3 separate regions of the Mus musculus genome follow, and all the other regions are linked to region 3. The links are chromatin loops, found by intact Hi-C in ENCODE. Cell type or tissue: gastrocnemius. All regions are shown on one strand. Each heading gives the region's core, and the rest is flanking DNA. Links, peaks and the distances in the headings are about the cores only.

The links. A loop is a pair of places that touch in the nucleus more often than their neighbours do. Peaks named below come from ENCODE experiments on the same cell type or tissue, not always from the same donor. Only the 100,000 strongest peaks of a DNase experiment are listed, where the experiment ranks them.
Region 1: it touches region 3 in a loop (21-fold over the local background); 24 of 42 quality-filtered maps call a loop at or near these places.
Region 2: a loop joins it to region 3, with 8 times the contacts of the local background. A loop is called at or near these places in 14 of 42 quality-filtered maps.

Annotation. Positions count from the first base shown.
Region 1 is chr2:126,357,054-126,368,190 of GRCm38, reverse strand. It overlaps Atp8b4 (ATPase, class I, type 8B, member 4), which reads left to right. Exons shown (of 28, transcript NM_001080944.3): 21 at 6,288-6,435; 22 at 9,240-9,423; 23 at 9,952-10,175. Among named protein-coding and RNA genes, the nearest start is that of Atp8b4, 130 kb to the left of the region's middle. In gastrocnemius, for the core only: a CTCF peak has its summit at 4,986 (motif pointing right); DNase peaks (open chromatin) are centred at 2,840 and 4,983; H3K4me3 peaks cover 363 bases; H3K27ac peaks cover 3,610 bases.
Region 2 is chr2:126,240,544-126,251,680 of GRCm38, reverse strand. No RefSeq gene overlaps it. Among named protein-coding and RNA genes, the nearest start is that of Dtwd1, 94 kb to the right of the region's middle. In gastrocnemius, for the core only: a CTCF peak has its summit at 6,027 (motif pointing right); a DNase peak (open chromatin) is centred at 6,010; H3K27ac peaks cover 1,405 bases.
Region 3 is chr2:125,888,140-125,899,276 of GRCm38, reverse strand. It overlaps Galk2 (galactokinase 2), which reads right to left. Exons shown (of 10, transcript NM_001291002.1): 4 at 5,834-5,924; 5 at 2,486-2,632. Among named protein-coding and RNA genes, the nearest start is that of Galk2, 27 kb to the right of the region's middle. In gastrocnemius, for the core only: a CTCF peak has its summit at 5,997 (motif pointing left); a DNase peak (open chromatin) is centred at 5,999.

The sequences.
Region 1 (11,137 bases), core at 2,572-7,571, 470 kb before region 3:
CAAATAGTGCTGGCACAACTGGCAGTTATCATGTAGAAGAATGCGAATTGATCCATTCCTATCTCCTTGTACTAAGGTCAAATCTAAGTGGATCAAGGAACTCCACATAAAACCAGAGACTGTGAAACTTATAGAGGAGAAAGTGGGGAAAAGCCTTGAAGATATGGGCACAGGGGAAAAATTCCTGAATAGAACATCAATGGCTTGTGCTATAAGATCGAGAACTGACAAATGGGACCTCATAAAATTGCAAAGCTTCTGTAAGGCAAAAGACACCATCAATAAGACAAAAAGGCCACCAGCAGTTTGGGAAAGGATCTTTACCTATCCTAAATCAGATAGGGGACTAATATCCAGTATATATATAAAGAACTCAAGAAGGTGGACTTCAGAAAATCAAATAACCCCATTAAAAATGGGGCTCAGAGCTAAACAGAATTCTCACCCGAGGAATACTGAATGGCTGAGAAGCACCTGAAAAAATGTTCAGCATCCTTAATCATCAGGGAAATGCAAATCAAAACAACCCTGAGATTCTACCTCACACCAGCCAGAATGGCTAAGATCAAAAATTCAGGTGACAGCAGATGCTGGCGAGGATGTGGAGAAAGAGGAACACTCCTCCATTGTTGATGGAATTGCAAGCTTGTACAACCACTCTGGAAATCAGTCTGGCGGTTCCTCAGAAAATTGGACATAGTACTACTGGAGGATCCCGCAATACCTCTCCTGGGCATATATCCAGAAGATGTTCCAACACATGTAAGAAGGACACATGCTCCACTATGTTCATAGCAGCCTTATTTATAATAGCCAGAAGCTAGAAAGAACCCAGATGCCCCTCAACAGAGGAATGGATACAGAAAATGTGGTACATTTACACAATGGAGTACTACTCAGCTATTAAAAAGAATAAATTTATGAAATTCCTAGGCAAATGGATGGACCTGGAGGGCATCATCCTGAGTAAGGTAACCCAATCACAAAAGAACTCATACAATATGTACTCACTGATAAGTGGATATTAGCCCAGAAACTTAGAATACCCAAGATAGAAGATACAGTTTGCAAAACACATGAAACTCAAGAAGAACGAAAACGAAAGTGTGGACACTTTGTTCCTTCTTAGAATTGGGACAAAACACCCATGGAAAAAGTTACAGAGACAAAGATTGAAGCTGAGATGAAAGGATGGACCATATTAAGACTGCCATATCCGGGGATCCATCCCATAATCAGCCTCCAAACGCTGACACCTTTGTACACACTAGCAAGATTTTGCTGAAAGGATCCTGATATAACAGTCTCTTGTGAGACTATGCCAGGGTCTAGCAAACACAGAAGTGGATGCTCACAGTCAGCTATTGGATGGAACACAAGGTCCCCAATGGAGGAGCTAGAGAAAGTACCCAAGGATCTAAAGGGATCTGCAACCCTATAGGTGGAACAACTTTATGAACTAACCAGTACCCCCAGAAGCTTGTGTCTCTAGCTGCATAAGTATCACAAGATGACCTAGTTGGCCATCAGTGGAAAGAGAGGCCCATTAGTCTTGCAAACTTTATATGCCCCAGTACAGGGGAAGGCCAGGGCCAAGTACTGGGAGTGGGGGGGTGGGAGGTGGGGGGTAAGGTTTGGGGGACTTTTCGGGTAGCATTGGAAATGGAAATGAAGAAAATACCTAATTAAAAAAAACAATAAAAAAGTGATTTTGCTTTATTAACTTTAGAAGATGGGTGACATATTTAGTTAAAAGTGAGATTATAAAACATGCATAGAATGATATGTTTTGCCAATACACTCACACACACACACACACACACACACACACACACACACACACACACGGCACTATACATGCATCCTCCTAACTACCTTTCAAGCCCTGGGAAGTATATGCCATGGTTCTAAGTAATGGAAAGGCAACCAGCTTCTTCTTTTTTTTCTCTTTCCTTACATAATTACTGAGTAGTAGTATTCATGCAAATTTTTACAATTGATAAAAAAACAACAAACCCTAGCTGGGCAGTGGTGGCGCACGCCTTTAATCCCAGCACTTGGGAGGCAGGGCAGGAGGATTTCTGAGTTCGAGGCCAGCCTGGTCTACAGAGTGAGTTCCAGGTCTACAGATCTACAGAGTGAGTATACAGAGAAACCCTGTCTCGAAAAAAACAAAAACAAAAACAAAAAACCAAAAAAACCCTCAAAACACCCTAAAAACACGTTTTACTTTAATGAGAAGAAAACTATTCAAAGGAAAATAATTACATCTAGGTGTAGCATCTCACACGCCCCGGGGTTACCTTGCTTAGCTGACTGGCTGGCCATGCTTATTCTAACTCAGACTTGGAGGTTCCATCATGTTTTGCATGTACCATGGAAACAATGTATGATAGAAAATTCTGCAGGCAGAGTGAATACCTTTCCAGAATGAATATGCTTCCTATGAAACTCGAGGGGAAAGAGCTCCTAAGGGGAACCATTGTTTGGAGGTCCCCGCTACATTCCCAGTCTTGGCGATTTATATCTAAGCCCACAGCCTTGGGGATTAAAATCATAAATGTGTGCCCTTTCATGTTCTTGTGCTATGTTTTTGAGTTCATGCAAAAAAAATGTGTTGAAAGAGAAGGATCTGAGGGAGGAGCCATTGGATGGACAATATGTACATGCTTGTAGTTAATCCTGTCCAATGTGTTTAGATGTCGTCAACATCGATGAGTAATGTTCATGCCACGCAGCACGCACATAACATAGTTGTTAGCCATTTTTGGACATGTGGAACCCTGATTGAGTTGGTTCCCATTGATGCTTTAGTGTTGGCAGCATGCCCACAGGTTTAAGTTAAGCCCTATGTTGGCCACAGGCCCACAGGTCTACAGTCATCCCTGTGTTAGTCTCATGCCCACAGGTCTACAATTAAGTCCTGCCAGTTTCTGAGGTTATTTCATGGATTCTGTCATTTTAACAGAGCATGTATCTTCTGCTGCAAGGAAAATAGACAATGAGGTTTTGATCAGTCAGACAAGATAACGCATCCAGTGTTTCATTTCTGAGCCACCATGTTTTGTTCTCAGAAAAATTCATTAAATGACCCAGCTGCCTCCAAGTACCCACGCAGAGACACTAGGACTCTATAGCCCCTCTCTAAGCAGTAAAATCTTTAATCACTGGTACCTCTTGTAAATGGCTCTTGGGGCAGGTACTGAAAATTAGCTGTGTGATGTAGGCTGTTTATAAGATATTGGCCAGTTAGGAGTCCTTTCGTGGAGCAGAACATAACACTGACTGTGATATCATAGAGTCATTAATGACAGTAGCGACCAAATAGGTTTGAATGCTCAAGTTCTGTTATCCCGAGTAAACTGTTTTAGTAGGTCAGGTTTCTTCTCATAAATTGTAACACTCTAAAGCATTACATTTTGACTTCTGATGTGCATTTTGGTGCACACAGTTCCCTGTTTTCAGGGGGTTGATCGCTCTCTGAGCCGGTCCCCGATTTCTGATCGACGATAAAGGATCGACGTCTTTAACAGTCTGTGGGGCAATGAACTGGAAGCTTGAACTAAAAAGTTCACTCACTTCCTTTCTTCCTCACTCTCTGAAGGGCGGTGCTGTCTCCTTCATTACTCTCTGGTGGCATATCTTACTCCAACCTAGAGATAGCCTGTGGCTGGCTGTATATGTAAAGCCATTTGTTTTGATAACCAAGAACTAGGAATTTGGAGTCCTGGATCTGCCCCGGACTAATCAAGTGGCCTAAAGTCAGATAGCTAATCTGTCAGAGGCAGACCCAAGTTTCCAAGGAACAAGCAAGCTCAAAGCTCTGGCCTTTTACCAAAGTCCAAATTATTTTCCTTTAAACATAATGTCATAATTTAAATCTATTTCCTAACAGATCTCTTTTACTTCCTGCATCTAGAGTGCCAGGAAAGGACTGAGGAAAATGGCTCATCCCTCGCACCCCCTCTCTCCTTTGCAGGCTGAATGCATGGCTGAGCACAGCGCTCCCTCCCTCCGCTGTAGTGTGTTCAGATGGTATGGGCTGTGAGTGCTCTAGTCAACTCAACCCTGCCTATGGTTCTGCATTACAGCATTGTACTAAACTGCCCTCATTACAAAGCCTAGAAGGCAGAGCCCTTCTTTTCACATCTGTTTGTATTCTGAGGTCCAGTAGAATGTCGGATGCCCACACACTGTCCATCTTCACCGAAAGGTACTATGTGTAGCTTTCTTCCTTCCTGATGAATTGCATTTGCAAGAACCAGCTTGTGTTTGGAGAGCTGAGTTCCAGGAAGTAAGAGAAAGGACAGCTATGAACACCCACCCAGGTCTTACAGTGCACTCATTCCAGTCTGGCAGGGAGTGAAGGCCTTGGAGGGTGGGGGGAGCATTAGCAATTTTAGCAGAGCATAAAAATTGTTCTTTTTCTGCCTGGAAAGGGACTTGTGTCACATGTTAGGGAGACATTGTTGGGGAAAGCTCCTAAATAAGTAGAATTTCAGCCAGTGTGTTCATGAACTTCACCCTCCCTTGGAATGTTTTCGTTTTGCAAGGGGGAAATAGAGGTTGAGTCATTTACACAGCAAATGGGAGCCTCACCAAACAGGAAACCCTGGGAGATGTTTTTTTTTTGCTTCAGTGCCTTCTCAAAGCCCAGTTTATGAGATCTGCAGTGCCGTCAGAGACACACATTCATGTCTGGTATCATTTCTCCCATTCATCAGATGGCGCTGCCAGTTTTCATGACCATGATGAGCGTTCATTGGGTTGCTTATCTACCGAGGACATTGGAGCCTTCTGCTTGCAACAGTAATCCTCTGTGCCTGCTCTGTCTCCTTCCCCACAGTGCATTTCAAACAGCCTTCTAACCTTACACATCCTTTTGTTTGTTTCTGCAAACTGCCTGCTAACTGTCTGATATCATCCTTGGAACCAAGGCTGAGTGACAAGTCTAAGTGCAGGCACGATTTTGGTCCCGGACAGCAGAGGGCAGTGTTGAGCCAGGAAACAAGGTGACCTGCCTTTGCTTCTGGGTCTGCTTTTGTAGTTCATACATAAACTCTTGGTGATGCATTTTTATATGCATCACTGTATGTTAAATAACTCAAAAGCTGAAGGCATAATGCTTGTTTTAATATGACCATTCTCTCCCATCAGAGGATCTTCAGCATAAACTCATTGTAATAAATGCTTTCCACACTGGGCAGGACATCAAGAAGACAGTTCATTTTGCCATAAGTCGAAACATCTGCTAACCTATTCTTCACTTTCTGTTTTCTTCTGGAATTCATCTATACATGTAGTGGTATATTCACATGCAGGGGCTGGCTTGGGCATCCTTCTGCAGGGGACATCTGCCGGTATTCCTATGATGGAAGCTACTGTGGTCATGCCAACAGACCTGTTATTTATAACCTGGTCACCCACAGGTCTTCTGGGTGGGAATTTACCTTCCTATTAAAGACATTATCACATTTTTTAGGAGAACAGTAGAATGCCAGTTCTAATGGGCTTATGTCATCATATAAGCTACTGATTAGGTCTTTAGCATTGCGAGGAATTTCTATTTGTAAAAACCCCATGTTTGGAGTTTGGAGTTTCTCACAAGGTCATTGTTATCATTTAAACTTATGAGGATTTTATTTTTACTTAAAATATTTTTCTTTTATTTTATAATAATAAATGGCATCATGAATCTCTTTCAAAGTTAAACAAAATGTGTTTATAAGTGGACTATTGTTTTCAGCCAGGTTATATAATGATGAGCGCATGCGCGCGCGCGCGCGCGCGCACACACACACACACACACACACACACACACACACACACACACACGTATGTACGTACGTCAGGAAGAAAGGGAGAGGGAAAAATGGAGAAAAGGAAAGAGAGAGGGAAGGAGGGGAGTGCTCTGTAATGAGAAGGTTTCATTCATCGCCTTTAGTTTTTGTTTAGCATATTGAAAAACACCGTTTTTCCAGAGAGTGGTTCTTTATACACCAAAGCTATCAAGATTCCTTGGTTAAAGCCAGTTTTTAGGTAGTGTAAAATGTTTGAGGTAGTTCTGTTTTCTCTGTGTTTAGCTGCCTAGTTCCTTGTGCTCCCCCAGCCCCTGCAGGATTGACATGCACTGCTGTCTGGCCTTCCCTCTGCTTGGTGGCCTAATACCTGGGCCTTACGCTGAAGAGTGGTAGCATGAGTTCATTTCCAGGCCGGCCTCTTGGTTCAGTTATAGACAAGCTCTGTGTGCTTTGTTATGCCTTTTTTTAATTCTCTTATTCTTTAAGGAAAGCAAAGGAAAATTTGCTTGGACAAAGCACGAGTTTTTCCAATGGACATGCAGTTTATGACAACAAGCAGCGGTTGGGGTTGGACGCGGGTGCAGGAGAGGCTGTGACAGGAGAATATGCCTTAGTCATAAATGGCCACAGTTTGGTGAGTTTGCCCGAGGCTGTTCTTCTCTTTTTCTTTACTCCAGCAATCATCTCTTTTGTGCTGCCTTAATGAGAGTCTCCTTTGTGTTTTTCAAACAAATGTCACTACAAGAGATAGGGCGTGCACAGGATTTCCTGTTTGCAGAAGGAAAGACTTCCAGTGTGCCTTTCAGACATCATTGTTTGAAGGATCGCACTGGATGTGAGGCTCTGGAGAAACAGTTCGCAGGGAGTCTATGAGTTCTGCCTAAACGGTTACTTCCGTTGCTTCGCAGAACGGTTTAAACGCTTTTGGAAGACGGTGGGGGATGGCGCAGATCAGTTTTTCAGTTACCGTTCTTGCGAAGGTTTGTGATTTGCGAGTCATAACCTGACCTTCACAGAATTACCACGCCAAATCATTGCCATTAAGATACCTCTGGTGGTTTTTCTAAATAGCAACGTTCTGCAGCAAAGCCAAACGATTTGATTTCATTAGGAAATCTGGCTCTTGTCATAATAGAATAAACTTGCATTGTACTTCTAACGCAGTTCAGGTTCCAAGCCCCAAACAAAACTCAACCGCTCCTCCTGAGTCTCTAATTAGAATACAAAAGCCCCGACTGCAGTCTCGTGAAATTATCATTTCTATGTACAAAGAACTTAATCTCACATCTTTCTTTGGCTTTGGTGCTCATTTTTCACTTTGGAGTTTGGAAAAAATGAACGTTTGTTCTTGAAGGCAGTTTCTTAGTGGACAAAAGAAGTTGGAGCTGAGTCTATTAGATTCCCCCTTGTGACCGTCCGCCTGTTAGCTCCTAGCTCTCTAAGCACTATCCAGCTGGATCCCAGACGCAGCAGAGTGCTGCTTCCACACCGTGGAAAGTTACAGAGCTCAGCTGCAGGCCAAGCTCAGTCAAAAACTGGTCCAGATGACATGAACTTTTCCCTTGCACAGATGAACACCAACTGAAAGTTATGTCTGTCTGCTGAGATCTGGAGTTGAGTGGCCTGGGCAGCTCGGTAGGACAGGATCCCTCCTGTATTATGCTTTTGACAGGCCCCTGGGCTTGAGGAAGCAGTGTTTGTAGGGCATGGGCTTTCTGGTGATAGTCACCTAGCCTGTCTTTTCCTCTGTTGAAAGAAGGCTCTAAGCTGGAAGCTCTTCAGGAGCCCTGTTTGCTTCAAAGCCCTGTGCTCATGAAACCATGAGATGTCCTTCTTCAGTTAGGGAGAATTGTCTGTATTTTTGCTAGTACAGTCAGGTTTTGTTTGCTTTCTTTTTAAATCATAGCTCCAGTTCTCTCAAATTCTGAAGCTTTTCTGAATGTATCCAGGTCTGTCTTCATCAAAACCCAAGTCTACGTTTAACTTGTTGATAATAAAGAAAAATGAGCAGAGGCAAAAGGGGCCATTCTGAGCAAAAGAGCCAGTTATATGCCTTGTCTTTCAGAACATGTGGTATATTTGAGAATGATGGTCCACAGTTTTCTGAGGCATATAGACTTTGATATAGAATTTTTCTGCACCAGAGTCACAGCTTTGGCCTCATTTACCCACCCATTGCCTCATACCATTTTCATTGTTTACACAGACTGGCCAGGTCACAGTGCTAGAGAGTGGCCGAGAACTCAGACATGATTGGAGCATAGTCCTTGTTTGGGAGATCACAGTATAGTTCTGATAGAAGTATGACAGATACTGCAAAAGAGGCATTAATGCAATGCCTTTAGAGCACAGAAATAGGCACGTTTAATTATTTGTTTAAAAAATAAACAGAGGAGACTTTCTGGCAGAGCGGATGTTATTGAGTAAAAATGCTAGCAAATACAAAGATATAAAGGCAGTCTTTTAAGTAGCAATGCAGCCTGATGGGAATTATAAGAGGACCTAAAGGTGCTACCGAACAGAGCCCCTGAAGATATGCGGGCCAAACTGGAGTGGGCTGCGAGTGTCTCACTAAGGGTTCACTCTAAATAGCTGTTACTCAACAGCAGACTCATGTTTTCTCTGAATGTGTCTAACATAGAGTACAACGTGAGATGTTTCTAGAAATGTAATTGTCCAAAAAAGTTAATTGGAGAGAATCATGTTCTCTTTTCAGTAATTGCTGAGGGTATAGAAAGGCTCTTGGTATGTGGAACAAGGGTAGGAATTGGTTGGGGAATCCTGACTGAGGCCCAAGTTGCCTGTCTCCCTCCTATTCAGGCTCCTGATTTCAGCCACAGTGTTTTGCTAGGGACAGCCTCTGCTCAGGTCCTTTTCATCTTGCCTATGCGTTGGCAGTCACAAACACTAAGTCTACAAAACAGTGCAAAGGACACTAGCAGTGTGCCATGTAGAAATCACCATGGTTGGCAGTTCATATCAGCAGGTTCTAGCTGTTGCTTCTATTGATTTTCAGTAGTTCCTAGTAGAACTTTATAGTAATATATATATTTTTTTAGACAGGGTTTCTCTGTATAGCCCTGGCTATCCTGGAACTCATTTTGTAGACCAGGCTGGCCTTGAACTCAGAAATCTGCCTGCCTCTGCCTCCCAAGTGCTCGGATTAAAGGCGTGCGCCACCACTGCCCAGTACATAGCAAGATCTTGCCAAGATGGCATGGTAACATATCAAGGAGGCACACTGAGGACATAGCTCTTATTTTTATGTTAAATTCCCTTGAAACTTGCCAACAGCTCAGTATTCATGTCTTGTTACTGATTCTGTAACCCTGAATTGATCAAGTAATGAAATGGTTCTGAAATGAAGTCAGTCAAGAACCATGCTATTTGCTTTGTAATTTACAATCGTCATGTGTTCTGTTTGCTTTGATGACACAGGCCCATGCCCTTGAAAGTGATGTCGAGAACGATCTTTTGGAGCTCGCCTGTGTGTGTAAGACTGTGGTTTGCTGCAGAGTCACCCCACTCCAGAAAGCCCAAGTAGTAGAGTTGGTAAAAAAGCACAGAAATGCTGTGACTTTGGCCATTGGTGATGGGGCCAACGATGTCAGCATGATTAAAAGTAAGAGGGTATTTTCTCAATGAGACATACTGCACGCATGGAGTCCTGCTTCAGCCTGTGATGCAATGTAATAGCAATGTTCATTCGTTTAATTTTACCATGGTTCTTATAAAAATTATACTTTCTGGGCAGCACTTACATAACTACTAGTACCTCTAAGGCATTTCTCTTCAGTTAAAACACCTGCATATTTCTTAGTTTAGAAAAGGGCATTGCTTGCCTTCTACAGTTTGAGAGGGAGAGACCACTCAGGGCAGGTAAAAGCAGCCAGCGCTTCGTTCCTAGCAGCTGGGGTTGGTTCCATCTTTGATATTTACAAGTGTAAAGTGCAAATTTCCAACCTTTACCCAGCCCAGTTTTCTCTTAGATAAAACTAGGATCAATACTTAACCATGTGACTAGTTCAGGATATATGTGAAAAACCATAATAATTATTATAGTTATACAGTTACAAAAAATGGCTAACATAAAAGAGGAATAAGTTTCTTAAAGATGCTGCAACTCTTTCTCATCTTCTTTTCCCTCTAGGTGCCCACATTGGCATTGGCATCAGTGGTCAGGAAGGACTGCAAGCAGTCTTAGCCAGTGACTATGCATTGGCTCAGTTTAGATATCTCCAACGACTGCTTCTTGTTCATGGAAGGTGGTCCTACTACAGGATGTGCAAGTTCTTATGCTATTTCTTCTACAAGAACTTTGCGTTCACCCTTGTGCACTTCTGGTTTGCCTTCTTCTGTGGCTTCTCGGCACAGGTAAGTAAAGTGCACCCTTATAATTCCTCCCATGAATGGCTCCCACTCTCCAGACTGTCTTACTGATAAAGAAAAGATACTTCTATGCCTGATCCAAGACAGTATAACCATTCGGTGATTTGAGTGCTGATGAGCTTTGAATCCAACCCACATAAAAATAGCTGGAATTTTTCTTATGTATAGAGTAACTAATTACAGTATCTTGCATATCTTTTAGCTTTTTATGAAATGTGTTGGTTTGATAACAGATAAGCCTTATGAAGAATTTTTAATATATATTTGTATTCTTTAAAAATCTCACACAGTCATAGTACACCCACCTCATTTGCAATTCCTTCCAGATCTGTTTCCTCTCCACCTCCCAAATTTATGTCTTAAAACCTTATCACTTGCCAAATCCAATTTGTGCTGCCCATAAACTTGTGGATGTAGGGCCATTCATTGGTACATGGTCAACCTACCGGGGCTCACAGACTTAAAGAAAACTGAGTTTCTCTCCACTTGTCAGTCATCAACCTCTAAAAGCTCCTTAGCCAAGCCGATGGGTGGGTCATGAGCACCTCTCCTGTATAGGCTAGAGTGGTGCCTGGCCTGATCTTTGCAGGCCTCATGCAGGCAACCACAGTCCCTGTGTGTTCATTAGTGCAGGGCCTTGTGTCCTGAGGAGACCGGTTTCTCACTGGCATCTTCCTCCTTTGTTCTGATCTCTGGCTCCTATGGTCTTTCTGTCCCTTCTTCCTCTGTAGTTCCTCAGGGAGATGAGGCGTGCAATAGATGCCCTATTTATGGCCATGCACTCTGCAGACACTCTACATTTCGATCAGTTGTGAGTTTCTGTATTAAGTGTCATCCACTGCACAGAGAAACTTTTTTGATGTGTTTTAAAAGCTACACTACCTGATGGGTACAGAGATAGGAATTTAGAGGGTAGTATGATATTTTACACCAAGGAGAAGTGGTTG
Region 2 (11,137 bases), core at 3,637-8,636, 350 kb before region 3:
AAAATTGAAAGAGCAATACATTAAAATAAAGTAACACACACATGTATACACATGCTCACATGCACACATACGCACACACTCATACATGCACACACAAGCATTTGCTGGTCTTTAGACACAGTCTTTAAACAGAGACTCCAGCAAAGACCACTGTCAGGAACTAAAAAGGGGGCCCAAGGAGTGCCCTGGGGAAGGGGAGGGACCCAGAGGATACCCTGGGGAAGGGGAAACCCATGCCCCACCAGAGTTTTACCTATTCTCTGGTCTGTCAGGCGTGGGATAGCTGCTATACACTTTCCACTCAGCCCTGGGTGGGCATCCTCTGACCCACTCTTTGGGAGTTGGCAAAGGGGCAGCCCTACCTGGGATTCCTGGAGCTACTTTGCTAAAGTCACCAGGATTATAGGAAAGAGGGATGAGGGAAGAGAGGTTCCCAACATTGATGAGAGTGAGCGCAGTGGATCTTGATGAGCAGAGATTCTCTATGGTTTTAGAGATTTATTATAGAAAGGCAGGGGGAAAGAGATAAGGGGGAGAGAGAGAGACAGAGGGGGGGGGGCTAGAAAGAGAGCGAAGAGAAGACAAAGAGAGGGGAGAGAGTGAGGGGTAAGAAGTAAGAGAGACAAGTAAGAGAGCAAGCAAGGGCTGAACAGCCCTTTTTATGGTCTTTACTGTTGCTAGGTAACTGGGGAGGAGTTTAGTCTGAAGGTCAGAAGCTTGGGCCATTGCCTATGTGACTTCTAGCTATGCTTCTCTTGTGGGGGCTGTGGGGGGCGGTAACTTATGCAGGAGCCAGAGTTCCAGGAGCATGAAGGAACACCTACCGTGTCATGAAGGTGAATTATCACCCTTCGGGGTTCAGACCTCAGCTCAACTGGAGACCAGCTTGCAATTCCCCACAACTCCCCCCTCTGTTTTTATAAGAAAAAATGGAGGGTCACTGAAGTGACTGTGAAATTTGTTGTGAAAATTTAGAGTGGATGGAAGTATCAGAAAAAACATATAGCCTAGAGAAGTAGCAGAACAAAGCCAGAGTAGTAAGGAGAATTAAGGGTAAGGGTTGAGAAGGCAAGAGATTGAGTTGAGAAGGCAACAATCAATCAGTTGTTCCATGGGTAGTACAATGTAAGGGTAGTAACATCAATTTTGTACAGCAATTAATTAATCTAGATAGACATTATGTTTTCCTCACTATCATGTAACTTTCCCCAAAGTTCAGCAGCCATTTGTCTTTGGCAAAAGGGTTCATCTGTAGCTGGAAGGTCCCATGTCTGTCTTCTGTGGTTCAGCACTTGTCTTGGGAGTCCTCAGTCAGAGGAGATTTTTGGAGGAAGGCAGCTTTTGTCTGTAGGTCACCTCAGCTCAACTGAAGACCAGCCTGCAATTCCCCACAGACCACACTGGAGCTAAGTTGGTAAGAATAAGGGATTTAAGGAGAAAGACTGTGATACATTCATGTCAACTGACAATTTTAGATGTGACTCTTTGTGAAAATGATGATTTTTCTTAACCATATAGTGTACAATTACAGAAATTTTAGAGTTGTGAGAAAGAAAAAAAAAACTTTTCATGAACCTGCTATTAGGAGACACTGGAATTTGTTTTTCTGTCACTTGAGTGTTTATATTTTGACCTTTACTAATATCTCACAGATACTTTCAAGCAAGCCCCTGAACAAAATATGATTATTTTGTCTTTGAACAAGAGAAGCTTTGCCTTGGGGTTCCAGATGAGATGCGTGATAAGCCTTTCTTCTCTAAGACGAAAACAAAGTGAAGCCGATGGATGATGCTTACTAACCCTGCCCACTGCGTGCTAGGCGCGTTGCATGCACTGTGAGATTCAAAGTAGTTTTTATATGGAGACTATTACGTTCCCACTTAACAAAGACAAAAAAGAAGCAGGGAGAAATTTAATAAGTTGCTTAAAATGGAGCAGCTAGTAGAAGTAGGGAAAACTGAGAGCCACATCCAGAGAGTTTGGGTACAGAGTTCATAACAAGCCAAGTCTCCTGGGAGGACCCGAGACTGTCAGACTGTCCTTGGGTTTAGGTTGAGCCTATATGTGTTGGGGGCTTGTGGTGAGGGTGGTGGTGACGACAGCATAGAAAGCATCTCCTTGTCTGTTGCCATCACAGTTCCCCCAGCAACTCAGCAGATGCCCTTATACCTCCATTTTTCTGACCTCAGAATATGAGGTAACCTGACCTGTACTTCAAGGGTCAGACGAGAGTGTTCCCAATGGTTGATGAAAGAATCATTTCATTGCACATTTAGTACTTAAGTCATCATTATAGACTAGACTAACTGCTTCACACCTGTGGACAGTGTATTCTGTGAGGAAGGTTGAATTATGATTTCCATGTTAGTCACTTTTCTCATTTATCAGACAAAAAAAAAAAAACCCTCCAAAACAACAAACAAACAACAAGAAAGGAAGGGTATCTTTTAGTTCACTACAGGGAGGACAGCAGCCAGACCCTGAAGCAGCTGGTCACACTTGCTGTTATCCACAGACTAGCGGCAGAGGCAGATAGACAACGCTGGAGTTCAGCTCACGTTCTTCATTCCAGGGCACCAGATGTGGGACTGCATTGTCCGCATTCAGTTGGGCTTAATGAAGCCAAGGGACTCTTCCAGGTCACAGAGACAGAAGTGTCACACACTCTGTCGCTCTGAGGACTCTCAACCCCATTTCGTTCTCACTTGTCATTTCTCGACACATAGAGACTTTCTTATTTCTTATTGTCATTGAGTGGAATATGACAATATTGACAGCAGCTAGGATTGCAGATCACACACAATCTTCTAGATACAAACATAGCCAATCAGACAACCTTCTATCTTCTATAAGGGCATCTTTTCACTCAGCATGCCAAGTATGGCTTGAAGCTTATTGCCAACTCCTGACTCCGCCCATTCGGTGTTCAAGAATGGTCCACAACCCCAGAAGCAATGCTCTAAATGGCTTGTTTTTGCATTGCCCAATGTGACCCTAGAGGAAACTTGGATGGTTACCAGTTTATAAAAACAAGGAAATGAGAACCATGTTTAATAGAAAAGAAAACTGCTGGTGACTGGAGCCAGGGGTTAGCCTTTTGCAATATGAAGGGAGATGGAAGATGGGTGAGGAATGGGTTTGGGGAAAAGTGAGCCAGTGCAAGGGGAACTTCACTCTAGGGGACTGACCTCGAACCAGACTCTAGGCACTTGAAAAACTAATACGGTGGTTCTCAACCTGTGGGTCACGACCCCTCAGGGAGACAAACCACTCATTGACAGGCTTGCCTAAGACCTTCGGAAAACACAGATGTTTACAGCAGGATTCAGAACAGTTGAAAAATTGCAGTTATAAAGTAGCAATGGAAATAATTTCATGGTGGGGGGGGGGGTTCATCACAACGTGAAGAACTATATTAAAGGATCACAACAATAGGAAGGCTGAGAGCCACCTCTCTAGTAACTCCATAAATACTTTTTTTAAAATTAAGAGTAAAACTACTTTTGAATTAAGTTTTCTTCCATTTCTGTTCGTTGTTGGCTGATGAGCAGTCACCATTAGGAGCTGTGGCTGTTAAGATGAAATACTAGTTAGGATGAATCTATGGGACCTGAGTGCTATTGTATACGTTTCTGGGACTCGGACTCCTCTGGCCTTAGAGAGCACTCAGTCTGGTGTCCTCCTTACGTTGTGGGCACAGAGTCTTAATGAGGCCTTTGGATTTCACCTCTGTTCCAGACCCCACTGAAGGACGGGGTCTGCATGATAATGGTAATTATGCACCATGAATGGGAATCATTAGAATAGTGTTGTCCAAAGTGAGAGCATAGAACACCCCAAGTGAAGAGAGCTGGTGAGCTGGTGTCAGAAAATGTACTCTTCGTTCACGGATCTGGCACTGAGGATGCAGAGGTAAACTGTACACAGAAAGAAGAGAGTAAACCAAAAACTGAAAATATGAAACTCCTACGTTCCCTCTTCCTAAGTTCCCTAACTTAAATGAAGGAATGAGTGTTGGGTGTGGATAAAGGGAGAAGCAAAACAAAACACAATTTGCTTCAGGTTTTGTGTCTGCGTCAGTTCTCTCTCCTGCCAAGGGACAAGTGTTTGGGGAAAGAAGCATGCATTTTCTGGGAAATGAAATCAATGCTCTAAATTTTTGACTAAGCTGAGATGGGGAGAAAAATCAGCAAAGCAAAAAAAATTGCACAATATCATCTGGAAATCCCTCTGCATTCACTCTTCTCATGCTCAGAGAGAGACCTTTATGTGGGGAAGACAGGCTCACCTTGGCATCCTGTGCACAGGCTTGACAAGAGTCCTTGCAGTCTTTCAGATACAAAAGGATGCTCTCATCATTTCTGTTCTGCAAGTGAGTCTTTAGGAGATGAGGCCAACAGTCACTTAAGGATAGCCCTACCACTACGATACCGATCTCTTTCTTGACATGCTGTTCCACCTACATCATGGCTCAGATATTCCCCTGAGTGCTCTAGCTTCACTCTGATGCTGAAATGAAACATTGTGACTAAAGGGAACATGGCGAGGAAAGGGTTGGTTTGACTCACACTTCTGGGTCACAGTCCATCGTTGAGTGAAATCAAGGCAGGAACCTGGAAGTAGAAGCCATGGAAGGATGCTGTTTATTGGTTCATTTTCTTACACAGCCCAGGACCACCAGCCAAGGGATAATGCTGCCTAAAGTGGGATGGGCCTTGATTCATCAGCTAATAATCAAAACAGTTCATCACAAGCCTAAATTTGATCTTAGTTGAGGCTTTACTCTCAAATGACACTAAGCTGTGTCAAGTTGAAAGCTAACTAGGACAATTGGTAAGGTGTCTACGACTGGAAAACAAGACAATTCATTACTAGAAGAGGCATGAAAGCTTATGAAATAGGACTATTGAAAGAATCCTGAGCTGACTGTGAAAGTACCAGCAATTCTTCCTCATGGCCACACTTATGTCCAACATTTAGTCTGTGAACACACTGAGAGAGATCAAATGTTTCTGGGCTGTAAGCCACAATCCCACTTTATTTGTCAGGACACATGCCATCAAGATGAACATGTGCCATCAGGATGGACAAGGATGCTGACTTTCCGTAGCAGTCCGAGGCTGGATCCTCCCTGAGGTTTTTGTTTTGTTGGTTTTTGTTTGTTTGTTTGTTGGTTGGTTGGTAAGCTGTAGACTTCCCATTCATTGCCTACTGTTCAGTGTTGAAGTTTGGTGGCTATTTCTTCTGCCTTTGCCCCTCTTCTTGAACATGTCTAGAAACAAGAACTTATGGGTTCCAACAATCTGTTTCTTTCATGTTCATTAGTAGGATACCTACTTGGAGTTTGGAGTCTTTAGGCATTCAAATATTGGCTTGATGTGTGTGTGTGTGTGTGTGTGTGTGTGTGTGTGTGTGATGTCAGTAAGATGACAGACTTGTAATGGTTAGTTACTTCTTGGTCTCCTTGGAATGCTGACTTAATGATACATGAGTGAAGGTGCTTTTATGGGAATTCTAGAATCCGAAGATTTGTAGTACCCCGAGCAAACATGGGTATGAGAACAGCTACACTGAAATGGTTTAAGTGGTTTATGCACCACCTAAACCAGCACAGATCAGCATTGGAAAGCAATGTCTTAGCAAAATCAGGTCAACGTTTTGACTTTCTCAGAGGACTTCTGGGAGACTGATTTAGTTGTGCATCACTCAAGTGCTGAAGAACAGACACATGTATGTACGGGGGTTCATAGAATAAAAACATAGTAGGGGTGATACATGGTTCAGCATGGTGGTGACATGTATAACCCAACGCTTCTCCATCAGGAGGGAGGGAAAGGGTCAGAGTGTAGGCCTGTCATTCCGACTTTTTGGAGGCTCACACAAAGGGCTTGTATCTCTCTCACCTGACATTAGGCAGTGATAGTAAACTGACTTAAATCAGAAGCATGGTTATCACTGAGAACAAGGGAGAGCAAGACAGTTTGTTAATCCATGATGAAAATCCTTGCAAAACCTCGGGAGACACAAGGGGGAGCAAGAGATTGTGAATTCCTGAAAAAGAAACTGATCAACTTGAAAAATCAGCTTGACAACTGAGACTTTTGCATGCTCCTAAATACAAGCTTTGGGAAAATAACCTCTTAGCCAGTCTCATGGATAAGAGTCATATCCTGCAGGAAACCAGTAGGCAAAGTCTTGAGTAACTATTTTATCAGATATACAGAATCTAAGAAAAGATAGTTTTTACAAACAGAAACAGACATGGTAACTTGGCCCAAAGAGAAACACATTAAATTCCCAGAAGCCAACCCCAAAGAAACAGATGTATATAATTATTTGACAAAGGGTTCACAAGGAATACATATATATATATATATATACATTCTTTTTTTTTTTTTTTTGATGGCTTGGAATTTTATTTTATTTTATTTTTTCACCGCAACACCCCAGGACTTTATTTTATTATTTTTTTCTTTCCATTTTTTATTAGGGATTTAGCTCATTTACATTTCCAATGCTATACCAAAAGTCCCCCATACCCACCCACCCCCACTCCCCTACCCGCCCACTCCCCCTTTTTGGCCCTGGCGTTCCCCTGTTCTGGGGCATATAAAGTTTGTGTGTCCAATGGGCCTCTCTTTCCAGTGATGGCCGACTAGGCCATCTTTTGATACATATGCAGCTAGAGTCAAGAGCTCTGGGGTACTGGTTAGTTCATAATGTTGATCCACCTATAGGGTTGCAGATCCCTTTAGCTCCTTGGGTACTTTCTCTAGCTCCTCCATTGGGAGACCTGTAATCCATCCATTAGCTGACTGTGGGCATCCACTTCTGTGTTTGCTAGGCCCCGGCATAGTCTCACAAGAGACAGCTACATCTGGGTCCTTTCGATAAAATCTTGCTAGTGTATGCAATGGTGTCAGCGTTTGGATGCTGATTATGGGGTGGATCCCTGGATAAGGCAGTCTCTACATGGTCCATCCTTTCATCTTAGCTCCAAACTTTGTCTCTGTAACTCCTTCCAAGGGTGTTTTGTTCCCACTTCTAAGGAGGGGCATAGTGTCCACACTTCAGTCTTCATTTTTCTTCAGTTTCATGTGTTTAGGAAATTGTATCTTATATCTTGGGTATCCTAGGTTTTGGGCTAATATCCACTTATCAGTGAGTACATATTGTGTGAGTTCCTTTGTGAATGTGTTACCTCACTCAGGATGATGCCCTCCAGGTCCATCCATTTGGCTAGGAATTTCATAAATTCGTTCTTTTTAATAGCTGAGTAGTACTCCATTGTGTAGATGTACCACATTTTCTGTATCCATTCCTCTGTTGAGGGGCATCTGGGTTCTTTCCAGCTTCTGGCTATTATAAATAAGGCTGCTATGAACATAGTGGAGCATGTGTCCTTCTTACCAGTTGGGGCATCTTCTGGATATATGCCCAGGAGAGGTATTGCTGGATCCTCCGGTAGTACTATGTCCAATTTTCTGAGGAACCGCCAGACGGATTTCCAGAGTGGTTGTACAAGCCTGCAATCCCACCAACAATGGAGGAGTGTTCCTCTTTCTCCACATCCTCGCCAGCATCTGCTGTCACCTGAATTTTTGATCTTAGACATTCTCACTGGTGTGAGGTGGAATCTCAGGGTTGTTTTGATTTGCATTTCCCTGATGATTAAGGATGTTGAACATTTTTTCAGGTGCTTCTCTGCCATTCGGTATTCCTCAGGTGAGAATTCTTTGTTCAGTTCTGAGCCCCATTTTTTAATGGGGTTGTTTGATTTTCTGAAGTCCACCTTCTTGAGTTCTTTATATATGTTGGATATTAGTCCCCTATCTGATTTAGGATAGGTAAAGATCCTTTCCCAATCTGTTGGTGGTCTCTTTGTCTTATTGACGGTGTCTTTTGCCTTGCAGAAACTTTGGAGTTTCATTAGGTCCCATTTGTCAATTCTCGATCTTACAGCACAAGCCATTGCTGTTCTGTTCAGGAATTTTTTCCCTGTGCCCATATCTTCAAGGCTTTTCCCCACTTTCTCCTCTATAAGTTTCAGTGTCTCTGGTTTTATGTGAAGTTCTTTGATCCATTTAGATTTGACCTTAGTACAAGGAGATAAGTATGGATCGATTCCCATTCTTCTACATGATAACAACCAGTTGTGCCAGCACCATTTGTTGAAAATGCTGTCTTTCTTCCACTGGATGGTTTTAGCTCCCTTGTCGAAGATCAAGTGCCCATAGGTGTGTGGGTTCATTTCTGGGTCTTCAATTCTATTCCATTGGTCTACTTGTCTGTCTCTATACCAGTACCATGCAGTTTTTACCACAATTGCTCTGTAGTAAAGCTTTAGGTCAGGCATGGTGATTCCACCAGAGGTTCTTTTATCCTTGAGAAGAGTTTTTGCTATCCTAGGTTTTTTGTTATTCCAGATGAATTTGCAAATTGCTCCTTTTAATTCGTTGAAGAATTGAGTTGGAATTTTGATGGGGATTGCATTGAATCTGTAGATTGCTTTTGGCAAGATAGCCATTTTTACAATGTTGATTCTGCCAATCCATGAGCATGGGAGATCTTTCCATCTTCTGAGATCTTCTTTAATTTCTTTCTTCAGAGACTTGAAGTTTTTATCATACATATCTTTCACTTTCTTAGTTAGAGTCACGCCGAGATATTTTATATTATTTGTGACTATTGAGAAGGGTGTTGTTTCCCTAATTTCTTTCTCAGCCTGTTTATTCTTTGTGTAGAGAAAGGCCATTGACTTGTTTGAGTTAATTTTATATCCAGCTACTTCACCGAAGCTGTTTATCAGGTTTAGGAGTTCTCTGGTGGAATTTTTAGGGTCACTTATATATACTATCATATCATCTGCAAAAAGTGATATTTTGACTTCCTCCTTTCCAATTTGTATCTCCTTGATCTCCTTTTGTTGTCGAATTGCTCTGGCTAATACTTCAAGTACTATGTTGAAAAGGTAGGGAGAAAGTGGGCAGCCTTGTCTAGTCCCTGATTTTAGTGGGATTGCTTCCAGCTTCTCTCCATTTACTTTGATGTTGGCTACTGGTTTGCTGTAGACTGCTTTTATCATGTTTAGGTATGGGCCTTGAATTCCTGATCTTTCCAGAACTTTTATCATGAATGGGTGTTGGATCTTGTCAAATGCTTTTTCTGCATCCAACGAGATGATCATGTGGTTTTTGTCTTTGAGTTTGTTTATATAGTGGATTACATTGATGGATTTTCGTATATTAAACCATCCCTGCATTCCTGGAATAAAACCTACTTGGTCAGGATGGATGATTGCTTTAATGTGTTCTTGGATTCGGTTAGCGAGAATTTTATTGAGGATTTTTGCATCGATATTCATAAGAGAAATTGGTCTGAATTCTCTATCTTTGTTGGATCTTTCTGTGGTTTAGGTATCAGAGTAATAGTGGCTTCATAAAATGAGTTGGGTAGAGTACTTTCTACTTCTATCTTGTGAAAAAGTTTGTGCAGAACTGGAATTAGATCTTCTTTGAAGGTCTGATAGAACTCTGCACTAAACCCGTCTGGTCCTGGGCTTTTTTTGGCTGGGAGACTATTTATAACTGCTTCTATTTCTTTAGGGGATATGGGACTGTTTAGAAGGTCAACTTGATCCTGATTCAACTTTGGTACCTGGTATCTGTCCAGAAATTTGTCCATTTTGTCCAGGTTTTCCAGTTTTGTTGAGTATAGCCTTTTGTAGAAGGATCTGATGGTGTTTTGGATTTCTTCAGGATCTGTTGTTATGTCTCCCTTTCAGTTCTGATTTTGTTAATTAGGATTTTGTCCCTGTGCCCTCTAGTGAGTCTAGCTAAGGGTTTATCTATCTTGTTGATTTTCTCAAAGAACCAACTCCTCGTTTGGTTAATTCTTTGAATAGTTCTTCTTGTTTCCACTTGGTTGATTTCACCCCTGAGTTTGATTATTTCCTGCCGTCTACTCCTCTTGGGTGAATTTGCTTCCTTTTTTTCTAGAGCTTTTAGATGTGTTGTCAAGCTGCTAGTATGTGCTCTCTCCCGTTTCCTTCATGGAGGCACTCAGAGCTATGAGTTTCCCTCTTAGAAATGCTTTCATTGTGTCCCAAAGGTTTGGGTACGTTGTGGCTTCATTTTCATTAAACTCTAAAAAGTCTTTAATTTCTTTCTTTATTCCTTCCTTGACCAAGGTATCATTGAGAAGAGTGTTGTTCAGTTTCCACGTGAGTGTTGGCTTTCTGTTATTTTTTTTGTTATTGAAGATCAGCCTTAGTGCATGGTGATCTGATAGGATACATGGGACAATTTCAATATTTTTGAATCTGTTGAGGCCTGTTTTGTGACCTATTACGTGGTCAATTTTGGAGAAGGTACCATGAGTTGCTGAGAAGAAGGTATATCCTTTTGTTTTAGGATAAAATGTTCTGTAGATATCTGTCAGATCCATTTGTTTCATCACTTCTGTTAGTTTCACTGTGTCCCTGTTTAGTTTCTGTTTCCATGATCTGTCCATTGGTGAAAGTGGTGTGTTGAAGTCTCCCACTATTATTGTGTGAGGTGCAATGTGTGCTTTGAGCTTTACTAAAGTTTCTTTAATGAATGTGGCTGCCCTTGTATTTGGCGCATAGATATTCAGAATTGAGAGTTCCTCTTGGAGGATTTTACCTTTGATGAGAACAAAGTGCCCCTCCTTGTCTTTTTTGATGACTTTGGGTTGGAAGTCAATCTTATCAGATATTAGGATGGCTACTCCAGCTTGTTTCTTCATACCATTTGCTTGGAAAATTGTTTTCCATCCTTTTATTCTGAGGTAGTGTCTATCTTTTTCTCTGAGATGTGTCTCCTGTAAACAGCAAAATGTTGGGTCTTGTTTGTGTAGCCAGTTTGTTAGTCTATGTCTTTTTATTGGGGAGTTGAGACCATTGATGTTAAGAGATATTAAGGAAAAGTAATTGTTGCTTCCTGTTATTTTTGTTGTTAAAGTTGGCATTCTGTTCTTGTGGCTGTCTTCTTTTAGGTTTGTTGAGGGATTACCTTCTTGTTTTTTCTAGGGCATTGTTCCCGTTCTTGTATTGGTTTTTTTCTGTTATTAACCTTTGAAGGGCTGGATTTGTGGAGAGATAATGTGAGAATTTGGT
Region 3 (11,137 bases), core at 3,784-8,783:
GAATTGGGGGATAGCTTGAGATACATAAAGAGATCCTGTCTAAAAACTGAGTTAGTTATATTATTCATGATCTTCAAAAGAGCCTGGCAGTTGGAAGAATTGGTTCACAAGTAAAGACTGAATAGTTCTGCAGGCCTAGGCTCTGCATGCCTAGGCTCTGCATGCCTAGGCTCTGCATGCCTAGGCTCTGCATGCCTAGGCTCTGCATGCCTAGGCTCTGCATGCCTAGGCTCTGCATGCCTAGGCTCTGCATGCCTAGGCTCTGCATGCCTAGGCTCTGCATGCCTAGGCTCTGCATGCCTAGGCTCTGCATGCCTAGGATCTGCATGCCTAGGCTCTGCATGCCTAGGCTCTGTATGCCTAGGCTCTGCATGCCTAGGCTCTGTATGCCTAGGCTCTGTATGCCTAGGCTCTGTATGCCTAGGCTCTGTATGCCTAGGATCTGTATGCCTAGGCTCTGTATGCCTAGGATCTGTATGCCTAGGCTCTGTATGCCTAGGATCTGTATGCCTAGGCTCTGTATGCCTAGGCTCTGTATGCCTAGGCTCTGTATGCCTAGGCTCTGTATGCCTAGGCTCTGTATGCCTAGGCTCTGTATGCCTAGGATCTGTATGCCTAGGATCTGTATGCCTAGGCTCTGTATGCCTAGGCTCTGTATGCCTAGGATCTGTATGCCTAGGATCTGTATGCCTAGGATCTGTATGCCTAGGCTCTGTATGCCTAGGATCTGTATGCCTAGGCTCTGTATGCCTAGGCTCTGTATGCCTAGGATCTGTATGCCTAGGATCTGTATGCCTAGGCTCTGTATGCCTAGGCTCTGTATGCCTAGGCTCTGTATGCCTAGGATCTGTATGCCTAGGATCTGTATGCCTAGGCTCTGTATGCCTAGGCTCTGTATGCCTAGGATCTGTATGCCTAGGATCTGTATGCCTAGGCTCTGTATGCCTAGGCTCTGTATGCCTAGGTTCCTCATACCCAACACTTAGCTTCACCTCAGGCCAGAGTGCCATTTAGAAGCCACTGCAAGGCATCACGGTCAGAAACTTGAACAGAATCCTTGACTCTTTGTTGGCCTCTAGCTCACACCTGATCAGTGCTCATATCATACTAATTCTGTCCCACATGGACCTTAAGCTGAATATCTAATGTCTTGCATTCCTATCCCTTCTCCTTGTCTTTGCTTCATCCTACCCTGTGCCTTGTGTCCCACATTCTGCCATACACAGATCTGCAGTAATGTAGCCAGTCAATCCTGGCCTGAAACCACTGAAACTGAACCCAAATGAGTCTTCTCCATTTAACTGTTGGTGTTGGATATTTTGTTAAATACTTATTAAACTATCAGATTAAAGACTGTGCCAGAGAAGGCATAGTTCACATATAGATTTTTTTCTTTCTCTCCTCAAAAACAAAACAAAAAAACAAGTACTATTGCAGTGAGCAAGCTAAACATCCCATAAAAAAAGCCTGTTTACAGCAAGGAAAGTTTTCTCTTTGTTGTCTCCCTTCCCCGTGTGTAAAATTTTCACTATAAAAATTTAAACACACTTTTTACAAACTAATCATATGGCTAGCTTTCTACCTTTTAGTCTGCCTCTTACGTTGTCCATTCCCAAACCATCTGTGGACTTCAGTTTACACACATGGGTTTAACAGAGTGGTTCTCAGTCTGTGGGTTGAGATCCCTTTGGGGGGTCACATATCATATCTCCTCCTTATCAGATATTTGTATTACGATTCATGGTATTAGCAGAATTACAATTATGAAGTAGCAATGAAAATAATTTTATGGTTGGGGTCACCACAGCATGAGGAACTGTATTAGGGGGTCACAGCATTAGGAAGGCTGAGAACCGCTGGTTGAAAAGAACCTGCAATAACATCTCACCTGAAGCAGAGCGTTCACGTACTAATTAAATCTAAGCTCACCTGCTCCAAGCTGGAAAACCAGAGATTTATGCAAATTTGTGAAGGCTTCCTGACCTCAGGTGGAATTTCTGTCTCCTTAAGGTACGCACTTCCTCCTTGAATGGGACACTCAGGCGACTAACCCACATATACTGGGTATTAACGGGGACACACTTGGCTCCTTTCTCATCTGTTCTCTATCCTTCCTGCCCATTGCCTGTCAGTACTTAAGGTTTTAGGTGAAAACAAAGAACAAAAACTAAAAAACAGAACAAAAACAGGCCCAACTATGAAACCTAAAATGTCTTACTCTGAATGTATATTGTCAAAGCTTCATATATAATCCAAGAGTACCTCACTACAGTCAGACAGCCCTGTTGACTGGCTGGTCAGAGACTAGCAACAACACTAGAGTGAGCGACCACAGGCAGAACATATTAGATTAGGGCACTTCCCACAGATGTTGGCTTTTCCTTTCCAGTTAAGACAGGTTTTTTTTTGGTGTTGAGGAAGACAGTCTGACTGCGATGCAGATGCTGTTGTGGAGGTCTTATGAGGTTGACATAATGGTGCTTACCTTGGAAAGTCTCAGTCCCAGCACCGTGAGAGTCACTAACCCAGCACAGCAAACCAGAGCACTGGAGCTGGAGAGGCCCGAACTCGGGGGTATATTTCCATCTACCAGGCAATTCATTCCAGGCAGCTTACTAAGGCCAAAGTGTTCCTAAGAATGTTTAAAAATAAAATGCCAATAGTCATTTCAGGATTGAACCCAAGAAGCAGAAGAAACTGCTATCAGTCCACAGAGGGGAAAACCATACGACACACACAAAGCTTTTGCAGTAACTGGGGTGAATCATTCCAGTAGGAGCTACACCTGCCATCTGATCTAATGGCTGGGGATGAGCCCTCTTTTTTCAACAAAAAGCTACTCATTCACATAAGGAAACTGCCTCAAATGACTTTTCTTTGAATATCAACTGATTTGAACAAGTATAGAAAAACCATAAAGCAATTACAATTCAAGTCGCCCAGAGAGGCAGGAGATCCCTAGTGATGGGGCGCAGGTTGAGCTTTAGCCCTGCAGCATCTTGTATAAAGTCTAACCCAACAGCAGCTGTTTCCAGGATAGCTGGCCTCAGGAGGCTCTCTGAAGAAAAAGAGCTCCCACTCTACCAACTCCATTTTTTATCAAGAAAAAAACCTAAGCACTAGGAGGTTTAAAAAATTCCCAAGGTTACACAAAGAACGCTTGAAGACCCAAGACTCTGAAATTGTCCCCATGCAAAGAATGCTTAGAGTGAGACCCAAGACTCTGAGTCTTAACTGACTTCTCCACTGCTGTGAAAACTGGGGCCACCAGTGTCACCATGTTTAAATTTAAATGCCTGCCAGCTATGTAAGGAAATTCAGAGGTTTTACTGGAGTTATTAATGCAATTTAACATCTAGTAGCTTCAAAGACAGCCAGATTAGAATTTATATGTAAATGATATTAAATTCCCCCCAAAAAAGGCAGGGAAATTTTTACAAACAGGAAAGACCAACCAAATTGGACTCTGAGTTAAAGGTAGAAACCTCTAATGTATTTGAACTGACGTGTAAGACTTGAATTGGGAAGTGATATCATATTATAATCTTCATTATTTAGGATTAAAATAAACCCAGCCCTCCCTTCTTCTCAAGGAAAAGAATGTTCTTCAGAAATTTCTCAGATAATTCAAGACCAAAGTTTGAGAAACTATTACATTACCTAATTATGCATTTCATCATACATATTCTTCTAGGGAAAAATTTCAATAAGCAAATTAGACTAACCAAAGGAGCAAAATGCTGCAAATAAAATCTGCTTTTGTCCTTAATGTTTTGTCTATTTTTTTTCTTCCTTGGCAAAAATCATGGGCCACAAAAGAAAAGATTCAGTTGGATGTACCTCCTGATTCCAAGTCATCTAAAAATCTCCTTCCAGAAACACAAACAAATTATACACTGAAGACGTGCCATTGCCAACGCCCCGCTGTACAGAACATTAGGCAGCCCACTCAAAGGCAGCAGTCCTTGGGGAACACTATATATTTAACCATAAACTGATCCACAGACTGTCTTGGATGTGAATCATAGTTACAAACTTAGCACGCAATGTTTAAATTCAACAGTAACAGCAGACTGAAAAACACAACTGAGTTGTGCCAAACATTGCAGTAGCTTTATCCCAAAAGGATAACATGTTCAATTTCACATAAACAGACTATCCCTTGGAACTTTCTAGTATTTTAATTAGAAGGTTTCTGGACTGCTAACATTGAAATTACTTTTCTGCCAAAAGGTCATTGAAGAAACCTGTGTTTTTGCACATAAGTTGTCAAACCAAAGAAGATTTTAAGCCTCTATCCAAAATAATACAAAAATATACTATATATACATATATACATATCATATACATATACAGAGAGAGAAAGAGAGGTGTCACTTTACCATATGATACTAAACAGGCATGTTGTTACAAGAAAGGTCAGATTGCATTTGCTGACCAATGCTTCCAAATACCCTAATTCCCACTAATGTGGATGACAATCCAAATGATTTGAAGATTTAAAACAGGCCAATAACTTTTCCCAGAAGTTATTACCATGTGTCTTGAAAAAAGAGCCACATTCTCAAGAAATTAATGCTGCACTCCTAGACCAGACCTCCATGACAACACCCCCAGGACTACACATCCCAAGTTACACCCCAGGACTACACATCCCAAGTTACCCTGACTGGCTTCTATAAGACTATGTCACTGAGTCCTAAGCAGCTTGTGACAATTTCAGATAGTACCCTCCAGGCCACTTGGATCATAAGCTCTCAAAAAAAAAAAAAAAACCAGAAAAGTATGTTTATTAGTTTCCTTTTGAATCACGAAGACAAAAAAAATATTTCTTAATATTCTTAATCTATGATATATCACAAGACTCACTACAACTAAAATAATTATTGAGTGAATGTTAATTTAAAAAATAAAAGTTAAGGGTCTAGAGAGATGGCTCAGTGGTTAAGAGTATCTGTTGCTCTTAGAGGAGGAGGACCTGGGTTCAATTCCCACAGAGTGGCTAACAACAGTCTGTCACTCCAGTCCCAGGGGACCTGATGCCCTCTTTCGGCCTCTACGGGTGCCAGACACCCAAGTGATGCAGGCAAAGCACCCACAGGCATATAAAGAAAATAAGTAGATTGGTTTTTAATTATTAGAAATTAAAATTAAGAACACAAAAAGAAACACAGGAGTGGTTCTGAAAACAGCAAGTATTGGTTTTATCTCTGTGCTTCCTACTCTCCTAACTGTGAGAGAAAGTGGAAATATCGCACTCTCCTAGTCTTATACACAGCACTGAAGCTATGACATTAAGATTAAGTCAATGTTTCTGAGAAACTACTCACAGTAAGACCTTCACTACAACCCTTTTATTCTCACCTGGACAAGCAGTAACAATGCTGGCTACCATCCCCAAATGCCTAAAGGCCCCAGCAAAGTGATGCCCTGCAAGCACTCCTCATTGAATAGCAGTGACATTGTTTCACAGATAAAGCCAAGATTGAACTCAAATTAACAAAGCTGGATTATGCCCATATTCAAACCCATGGCTGCTCAACTCTAAGTCCATTTCAGTATACTCCTGTACATCCCAAGAACAGAATGTAAATACTAGGACAATCTCTCTTCAAGGTGTATTTAATGATGCATAGTCAGTGGAAAGAAAGACCATGACCACTCCTGTGAGCACAACCCAGAGGCAATCATATCCCCTCCCCCCGCCCCTGGCCTTGAAACAGAAGTCAGCAAAATACAAGAAAAGCATCAGTACTAAAAGAAGACCAAAAACATGGGAGTCAATCTGGAATAACATGACTATAATCTCAACAGCTAGTAAGCATCGATTTACCTGAATTCCCTTAAAGCCACACAAGAAGTAGTTGTGCCATAGAGGTTTGGTCTTGTCGATACAGATGTTATTAGCTGTAGTACTGAAGTCTCTGAAAAAAACAAGACACATTAATTTAAGTCTGTACGCCTTGAGAGGAAAAAAAAAAACCAAATCAATGGCTGACTGCTGCCCTCTTGTGACAGGACACCGATACCAAGTCTCCTTTCTTTCTTTCCCCCCCCCCCCTTCTTTTATTTTTTTAATTAGACATTTTCTTTATTTACGTGAGTCTCCTTTTCTATTTACTTAAACGTGTATCTCAGTCTCCAACAGTGGACACCTCCAGATGCTAAAAACCAAGAGAGAAAGTTGTAGTAGCCTTATTGACCAATCTACCTCTAACTGGCCCTTTTTATTTCCAGAAACATCTAGGAAACAACATACTTCAGCATAATCTACACTCATTTTTCCCTTTCAGGTTAGTGCTTCTTAGCTAGTATAAATACATGAGTGCTTTATCCTCTGCGCCTGCTACCAGACAGATGCCCTGGTGAAATGGAAGGTCTCCAAGTTCTCTTTCTCCACATTCTCTGATAGCCATCTAATGTATGATTTAAGAAAAATAAATAACAAACAAAATTTATTTTAAAGAGTCATGACCTATTGTGAGTCTACACTGATATAAAGTTACAAGTGAATAAGCAGCTAAAGGAAGAAAAAGGGAAATTATTTTTCATAATAAAAGGCCAAGCTCAGTGAGATGCTAACAACCTGATCCCTAGAACCCACATGAGGAAAGACAGGAACTGACTCCACAAAACTGTCCTCTGAGTTCCACAATTGTGCTATAGAATGCATGCCATGCATCCACATCTCACACACACACAGAGGGAGGGATAATTAATAAAGTACATCAATTAACCAATATTGAAGAAATAATGGAAATTTAAAAGTATTGCATGCTAGTGGTTTCATCAACAGACCTCTAAAGTAAGACCTTGATGAAAACAAGATATTTACATAGTGTCTACTCATTACCTCAGTATCACCAGCAGCCACTTACTAATTGGAAGAAGAAAATAGGAACTTTGTTAGAAAGTTTCTGGTTCAGCAGGTTGGTCTGCTTCTCTGAATTCCTCAGAAAAGCCTAACTCTCCTCTGTTCCTATCTCTATTCTACACATGCCTTCCCTAACACTTTGGGCTCCTCCCCCCTCCTTCATTTTCTATTGTCTGGAATAGAAAGCATCCATGCTGGCTCTTCTTTAAAGGTTTGGTGGAGTTCAAGGGTAAAAAGTTGTAGACCTGCACTGTTTGTAATATATCTAATCCTTGAGACTTTCATACAATGCATTTTGATCACATTCGCCTCCTCGCACATCTCCATAACTCCTCCCAGGTCCACCCTCACCTCCCCAGTCCCACCTAATTTTGTGTCCTTTTTTAATAACCCATCAAGTCCAGCTTGTGCGCCCCATATATTCCATGCTGTGGGGCCATTCATAGAGCACAGTCAACCTACCAAGGGCCATATCCTTAAAGAAAATTGACTCTCTTCTCCCCAGAAACCATCAGATGTCCATAGCTCCTCAGTTAGGGGGAGGGGCTCACGCCCGCTGATCCATACTAGAATGTTAACTAGCTTTGCCCTATGCAGGCAAGTACAGCTACTTCGTGCTCCTGAGCACAGCAGTCCTGTCACATCCAGAAGACGATCCCATTTCACTCCAGTCCTCTTCAGCATCTGGCTCTTCCAATCTCCCTGCTCTCTCTTCTGCCATGGTCCTTGGGTAGGGAAGTGTGATGCAAAAGTCCCATTTGTACTATCCACTGGCACTATTCTCTGCCCGTGGATCAGCTGTGAGTTTCTGCATTATCCACAGATAATCTCAGGGAGCCGCTGTGGTTACCCCTATACTATTTATGCCACTATTCTACCCACGGGTATCTCTTCCCATACCAGTCGTGCACAGGGTTCCCAGCTGGGTAAGACTGCTGATGAAAGCTCTCCCCTAGCATCCTACGCAGCACCTCCTGCCACTGTGAAAGTGAGCCAACAGGGAGGAAGGTTCCTGGTCAGAACCAATGCTATTTCTATGTCTTGTGACAAGTATGTAGTATCTTCAGCAACAGGCCTTACCAAAGTCTGGACTTTATTAATTGAAAATGTTGTTTGTTTAGTTGAGGTTTTTCTGTTGTTGTTGTTTTGTTTTTAGTTGTTGCTTGAATCTCATTGTTTGTTTATTAATCTCTATAAACTGTTAATCTCATCCAGATTTAATATGAGTAGATTATATGCACCTACATATTCATTCATTCCTTTCAGATTTTCCAACATCATAGAATGTAAGAGTTCTAAAATATATCACAACTATTTCCTGAATTTCACTAGTATCTACTGCCATATCTCCCTTTTCATCTCTTACTTCATTAATTTGGGCCTTTGTTCTCTTTCTTTTGGCTAGTTTGGCTAAGAGTTTATTGATCTTGTTCATTGTTTCAAAGAATTGACACTTTGTTTCACAAACTCATTATATTTTTAAATTTTTATTTCATTAATTCCTTCCTTGATTGTAATTATTTCTTTCAATCTACTGATTTTTGATGGGGCTTGTTCTTGTTCTTCCAAGACCCTAAGGTGAATTCTTAAATTAATGATTAGAGAACTGACCTTTTTAATTAATTAGTTATTTTCCTCTCTCTCTCTCTCTCTCTCTCTCTCTCTCTCTCTCTCTCTCGTGTGTGTGTGCCTGTGTCTCTGTGTCTATCTGTATTTCTGTGTATGTGTCCACATATCATAGCACGTGTGACGTCAAAAGCTGGTGGGCGTCAGCTCGCACCTCTAATGTTGGGTCCCAGGACTGACCTCAGGCTGTCAGGTTTGCTGGCACATCCTTTTCCTCACTAAGCTGTTTTCCTGGCCCTTCTCTACTTTACAGCTTTAATCTCCCCTCCTAGGCTGCTTTCATCCATCTCCTAACTGCATTAGGTAAAATTCAAGCACACTATGCTAGTTCAGCAGTGTACAGCAGTGACATCAAACACCTCTGTTTGCTCTCCCAGTTAATATCCCACTCAGGAAAATATAGAAAGTTCCTGGGAATTATGTTCTATACCACACATTCATCTCTACTACATCCAAGTCCCACTTGATTACTGCAAATACTTCAACTAATAGAATATAGCTGTAAAACAAAACAAAACAAAAAAACCTGCAAATAACACCAAATGCATAATGCCAATGCAATAACATAAGAAACACACATACAAAAAACAAGGTAATACCTTGAAAAAGTATTAATCTTACAAAATTGGCATCTGGTGTGAGTAAGATGGTAAATGTGGGTGGAGTTCTGAGAAAAGTGAACACTTCTGAACTGTTGGTAGGAATGGGATTTGGCATAACTATTATGGAAAACAGTGTGTTGTTTCTTCAAAAAATTAAAAACAGAACTAGCATATCATCCAGGAATCCTTGTGTTTGGTATATACACCCACGGGAAATGAAACATCTGCTATCCCCATGTTTGCTGTCAGCTTACTCAGTAACCAAGATATAGAAATAGAATTACAATATACAATGTGACAATTATGTCTTCTTCTGTAATTTGGAAATTAAACACATAATATAATCATGTCATTTAATAACAGGGATATAGTATATGAAACTTATTATTGGCTACTATTGTCATTGTATAAACAATATAGAGTATAGCATACTTATACAGACATAGATGGTATAGCCTACTACACACTTATGTATTTGGGATATTCATCATTACAAACATATACAGCATGCTACTATACTTGTGGTGATTTGATGTAAATACCACCACCACCCCCCATTTCAACTCCAGTTGGTGACCTGTTGGAAGGATTAAGAGGTATGGCCTTACTGGAGTACATATGGCCTTGGAGGAGGTATGTCACTAGGGGTGGCTTTGAGCCAATGTCTTTCCACCCTATGCCCCCAATCTGCTGTCTATAGATCAAGATGTAAAGTTCCCAGCTACTTCTCCAGGACCATGCCTGCTTTCATGACCCCACACTCCCTGTATTTTCAGTTTAACACTGTGAAACTATAAGCAAGCCCTCAATTAAATACTTTCTTTAATATGCCTTAGTCATGGTGTCTCTTCACAGCAACACAGCAGTGACTAAGAAAATACTGAACATGTTAGCTGACTATAGCACAATGATAGTACTGGTGTATCTGAACCTATCCAAACAAAAAGTGTAAGCAGTTGAAACCAGCACATTGACATAGGGCCTTTAACATAAAGGGAAATGGTATATGCAGGACAGAAAGTTTTAGGCTAGTGAATGAATGTGAAGGTCAAGGATATTACTGCACATGACTCTAGATTTTATAAACAAGCATTTATAAAACTTTTAATTGCTAAAAAAAATGTTTAACTCTTTTGTAGTAATTAATTCTTGGCTTAAAATGCAAATACTAGAAGCAGCAGCAGTTTTTCAACCCCATATATTCCTATGGGGCCATCACCCTATATGCGAGCCATCACTCACCAAAATACTGCTATGTGGTATCAGAATGTACAGATGAAGCTTACGCAGAAAAAGCAAAGCTGGCCCAGCATTGGGAAATCCACCAAAGTAACCCACCATATGTTTAAAGATGACCATGAAGACTGAACAGATAGTTAATACAATTCAATACACATAAGTGATTTGCTAACGTTATAGAAAAATAAACACTCGACAAAGAATATGTACTAGAAACATCCATTTTATCTCATACTGTGTTATACTGAGACTAAGGCTTTGGAGAAAACAGACATCACAACATAAAACCATACAGCTTAAACCTACCGAGGGATACAGGTATGTAAGCCATGACTGTGCAGCATGGTAAGATTCTCTGACAAGAGAATTAGACAGTGCCATAGTATTGAAGGACAGATAGCATACAGGTGACCTTATTAAGACAGTTATCTTAGCAGATAATCCATAATGTCTGGGCAAGAATAAAGTTATTTTCATGTTTGTATAACAGTGCCTAGTATATTATAACTCTCCAGTTAATGCTTCCTTTTTTACACTTATTAATTCACTTATTTATTTACTGTATATATGTTAGAAAGAGTGTAGGCATTGTACACATGCTACAACTGTAGAAATCAGAGAATAACCTGCAGGACTGGACTCTCTTCTATCATGTGGGTTTCTGGAGATCAAATAAGATAAAGGCATTCAACAGCCCTGAGCCATCTTGCTGGTTGGTAAGTGTGACACACAGTAAGTAGTGACTAGGACACCAGTAAACATCAGGCAAGAAATATCAATCAGGTAGATGAGTTAG